Regions from separate parts of the Mus musculus genome. Here region 2 is linked to region 1. Evidence: chromatin loops called from intact Hi-C (ENCODE). Cell type or tissue: heart. All regions are shown on one strand.

Evidence for each region. A loop is a pair of places that touch in the nucleus more often than their neighbours do. Peaks named below come from ENCODE experiments on the same cell type or tissue, not always from the same donor. Only the 100,000 strongest peaks of a DNase experiment are listed, where the experiment ranks them.
Region 2: it touches region 1 in a loop (2.8-fold over the local background); 8 of 42 quality-filtered maps call a loop at or near these places.

The regions. Positions count from the first base shown.
Region 1 is chr16:90,924,134-90,926,633 of GRCm38, forward strand. Cfap298 (cilia and flagella associate protien 298) reads right to left here. Exons shown (of 7, transcript NM_026502.2): 6 at 2,212-2,307; 7 at 1,678-1,949. The coding sequence ends at 1,839. Among named protein-coding and RNA genes, the nearest start is that of Cfap298, 9.5 kb to the right of the region's middle. In heart, a CTCF peak has its summit at 1,541 (motif pointing left); DNase peaks (open chromatin) are centred at 678, 1,038 and 1,528; H3K27ac peaks cover 357 bases; H3K27me3 peaks cover 696 bases.
Region 2 is chr16:90,311,287-90,313,786 of GRCm38, forward strand. No RefSeq gene overlaps it. Among named protein-coding and RNA genes, the nearest start is that of Scaf4, 28 kb to the left of the region's middle. In heart, a CTCF peak has its summit at 1,278 (motif pointing right); no DNase peak of the experiment used is centred here.

The DNA of each region.
Region 1 (2,500 bases):
ACTGTGAGGCCACGGGCAGCACCCATGTCTGGTAGCATCGATGCCAGTTTCTAATCAACATAGTTTCTAAAAGTTCTGCTGAGATCACATGCCTTGACTCACTCTCCCGTGTAGTTCTGAGCATGAATCGTCTACACACAAATGGGCAGAGGCAGGTTCCCCAGATACAACTCGAGGCTTTAAGAACAAACGTCATTCAAGGCCAAAACAATCCAAGGAAAAACTTAAAAATTATAATCAAAGGAAGGGGGAATAGATGCAAATCTGGATTTTACAAAATTTGATCAATTGAAATAGCAGGACCACAAAGTGGCTAGCTACATCTGGCTTTGAGAAGTGGCCTTTTGGGGCCCCCTCTGGTGAAGTAGCTTGGGAGGCCAAAGTTTCTGGGAGAATCTCAAGGTGCGGGGCTCAGCCTCACAGCTTTTCCTGGATGCCCAAGTCTTCCTCCAAGTGGAAACAGGGACATCTAGCTAGCTTTACTTCTGAGGATGAAGCCAGGCAGAACAAGTGGCTTGCTCTCATCCCAGATGTGGGGTGCTGGCTCGGGGAAAGGCTGCCTTGCATCAGGCAGGACCTGTCCAGGGCCAGCTCCCCTCGCTCCTACTGCTCCTTTCAAGGCTGTGGTGGCTGGCCTGGGGTGCGTAGGTGGGAGGGGCAGTGAGTGGGAGGAGCGTGGGACAGGAAGTCCAGCGCAGGGAACAGTACTATGCTTCCGTTCCCTTACAGGGCGCAAGAAGAATTTCCTCTTAACTGAGCCAGCATCCTGGAGGCCAAGGTCAAGGGTAAGTGTGTCTCTAGGACACTTGTAGCTGCAGGGAGCAGCCTGGGTGTGCCTCATTTGATGGCAGCGCTAGGTGTTGGGGGTTACAGTGGCTTAGGGGGAATAGTGACTTTAAAAAGGCCCAGTGCCCCAGTATGTCCTGCAGGTGGTCACAGGCGCACAAACCTGTTGTCATTAGCCTGATGGTGTACAGCACAACCCAGGGACAGCAGGCAGCTGAGCCTGCAGTTGGTGTGGCCATCCCCAAGCACAGCCACTCTGTGCCAGCGTCACAACGCCTTTTCCCAGCCTGTTTAGTGAAGGAGACTTGAATGGTTAACTGAAGAAGGGTCAAGGTGCCAGGTTAGCCTAGTTGGCTACCAACCTGAACCACGGGTGGCTTCTCCTGGCAGATAAGGCCAGGGGGTAGCCCGGAGCCAAGCTTACCCTTGAGGGCTAGCACAGTCAGATATGACAGTGGGTCCACCGAGTGCAGGGTTCCCACCCTTCCTGATGCTGTGACCCTTTAACACAGCTCCTCATGTTCTGGTGACCCCAACCATAACATTATTTCATTGCTACCTCATAACTGTCATTTTTCTGTCATGAATCGTAATGTAAATGTCTGACATGCAGGACATTTGGTATGCAACACCCGTGAAAGGGTGGGTCAACCCTGGGCTGAGAACCATTGCCCTAGTGTCTTAACCTAAAGCCAACTCAGAATTCAACCCATCCACATGGAGAATGACAAGACTGCAGCCAGCGGCCTCTAGTGGCCATGACGGCTGAGTTCCACATCAGCTACGGACCAGCTGGCTATCTTGCTACAGAGGAAACTCAGATCCACTCCAACACAGGCACACACAAGGTAAGGGACAGGAAAGACATGGCTCTCATGACACCAACAAGTTAAGTCCTTAGATGTGACACAGCTGTCCTAAAACATTCTCTTTTGAATGTGTATTTATTAAGTTCTAAAACTGTGAATGACTTATTTCAAAAATTCAAACTAAAGGAAAACCAGGAAGGTAGGAATTTGGTGGGTTGAGGTTCTGACAGTCAAGTGTTGGCTTCACCTGGGCCGCCACTTTATGTCTTTTACGCCATGAAAATGTCTTTTCAAAGCCGTGTTGTCAGCCCACGGGGAGTTCAGACAGGAGTCATCGTCATTCTCTTCCAGTTTCTGGAAATAAACGCGCCTTACTCAGGACAACACTTCAGAGGTAGTTCATATAGACTGAGGGAAGGACCCGGGTCACTTCCTGCCACCCCAGCACGCCCCTGCCAGTAGTGGGACCCCCACGGTCTAACACTGGAGACAGCCTTGGAGAGCTGGAAGGCCTTCCCCAGCACTGTGTGGATGGATGGTAGAGGGCCCGGCCCGTGGGGGAGGCACGGGATGCACGGTGTGCCCAGCTCCACTGCCCCTGCCACCCAATGGCTACCTTGAGCTCCTCCTGTCTTCTGTGGTAGAACAGCATCAGCTGCTTGTGTTCTTCACTGCTGATGACAGGCTCCCGGGCTGGGGCACCCTGCCCTCTCTGCAAAGGCAAGGGCAGAGTCAACAGGGCGCCAAGACATTCTCTTTGCAGGGACATCAGAGAGTAACAGGTTTATTCTATAGCTGTCTCTGCTAACAGCTAAGATGATGGGCTGCTAAGCCACTGTGGGGTCGGGCATGGGCATGGATATGGCTGGCGCCCTGGATTTGTAGTGGACACCATCTATATCATG
Region 2 (2,500 bases), 610 kb before region 1:
GGTGTGTGTGAAGATAGCTACAGTTTACTTGTGTACATAAAATAAATAAATAATTAAAAAAAAAAAAGAAGGCCGGGCGGTGGTGGCGCACGCCTTTAATCCCAGCACTCGGGAGGAAGAGGCAGGAGGATTTCTGAGTTCAAGGCCAGCCTGGTCTACAAAGTGAGTTCCAGGACAGCCAGGGCTACACAGAGAAACCCTGTCTCGAAAAAAACAAAAAAAAAAAAAAGAAGAAAGATTGCACAGTTGAGCTTAGGCAGAGTCAACACATTGAGTAGTTTACTGTAAAATGTTATTTGAGAAGTAATTATTATTATTATTTTGTTTTGTTTTGTTTTTCAAGACAGGGTTTCTCTGTATAGCCCTGGCTGTCCTGGAACTCACTTTGTAGACCAGGCTGGCCTCAAACTCAGAAATCCCCCTGCCTCTGCCTCCCAAGTGCAGGGATTAAAGGTGTGCACCACCACCGCCCGGTGAGAAGTAATTATTTTTATTAAAAATTGTTTATTCTCTGTCTTCTTGGATATAATTTTAAGGTTGTGAATATTGAAAGATTACTTTGTTTTTTAGCAACAGTTTTCTATCCCCTTGTCTTGTCCCACAGAAAACCAACTTTAAGCAGCTTGCACCTGGGAGCGTGCTGAAGAGGAGCCCATTTCATCAATAAAGTTGAGTGTCAAAAAAAAAGGGGGGGTGGTGGTCTGGCGAGATGGCTCAGCGGTACAGAGCAACCACATGGTGGCTCACAACCATATATAATGAGATCTGATGCCCTCTTCTGGGGCATCTGAAGACAGCTACAACATGCTTACATATAATAAATAAATAAATCTTAAAGAAAAAAAAAAGGAAGAAAGAAAAATAGAGGATTTTTTTTTGCTATGGTGATATTATCAATTATGGCCAATAACATTGCTTTAAAAATTATTCAACATGTGGCCTGTTCTCTCACCCCCTCCTACAAGAACATCATTCACAAACGTTTAAGATGCCTCTGATATAGTAATTCTTACTGTTCAACTCAAGAGTCCACGTTAGGGCTGGTGAGATGGCTCAGTGGGTAAGAGCACCCGACTGCTCTTCTGAAGGTCAGGAGTTCAAATCCCAGCAACCACATGGTGGCTCACAACCATCCGTAATGAAATCTGACTCCCTCTTCTGGAGTGTCTGAGGACAGCTACAGTGTACTTAACTATAATAAATAAATAAATCTTTAAAAAAAAAAAAAAAAAAAAAGAGTCCACGTTAGTGGACACATCCACTCTGAACAGTAGAGGGCACTTATGTACACAATACAGAACGCTGCCTGATTTTGAAGAGCAGCTGAGTGGGCGTGCAGACTCCACACTGTCATGCTTGAGCCTTGGCAGGGATGCACTTAATGCGTGCAATTACAGTTCCGAGAGCTCGGTCACTCATCCCTCTTTGTGTTTAAAGCCCCACTTCCTACACAGTGGGTCATACCCACAGGAAGCCGTATGGGACCAGGTAACTCAGTGTGAAGGTCATAAAAAGTCTGGCAATTAATTCAAAATTAAACACACGGTGAATCCGAGGTGTTTCTGGTGGTGCCTGCTTCTACTGCATCATGTGACTAACTTCACGGCAGCCCCGGCAGTGAATGACTTACATTCATGCTTTGAACTGTTTGTCCATGAACCCTGTCTGAAGCACTTCAGTTTGGATTCAAGACGACTGTATTAATATTACAGACTTCAGTGATTCTACTGTTCCTTAAAAGTTTATTATTATTATTTTATATTTATTTATTTTATGTATGTGACTACACTGTCCGTCTCTTCTTCAGATGCACCAGAAGAGGGCACCAGATCCCATTACAGGTGGTTGTGAGCTACCATGTGGTTGCTGGGATTTGAACTCCGGACCTTCGGAAGAGCAGTCCATGCTCTTAACTACTGAGCCATCTCTCCAGCCCCATGCTTTGTATTCTTATAGAAAAATCAATGCGTTAGTTATAGAAAACGAGGATTCTCTGTATTTGCCTACTATAATTCTTCAGCATTGTAAGTATCAAATGATTGTATTTTTGGACAGTTTTGTGTTAGAGTATTTGGTTTTAAAGATTGCTGTTTGAGTTTCTGACTTGGGCTTAATAAAAGTTGCTAAATGAGGGGCCAGGGGGATGGCTTAGCATATAAAGCGCTCCCTATTCTTGCAGAGGACTACAGCTTTGTTCCCAGTTTGCAACTGCGTCAAGGAATCTGATGCCCCTGGCCTCTGTGGGTACCTGAACTCATGTGCACAACCACTTTCCAATTTGTATGTAATTTTAAAAAACAACACAATCTAAAAATTGTTAAATGAATTTTGGCTTAGAATTAGGATAGTATTTTCAGCAATTTCTGAAATGTCCCTAAACACACTTCTGCTGTTTTTTGTTTGTTTGTTTATTCATTTGTTTGTATTGTGTACTTATGCAAAGTAGCATTCACAGCATTGGCCATTATGAAATCAAAGTACTTATCAGCTCTGAAGAACT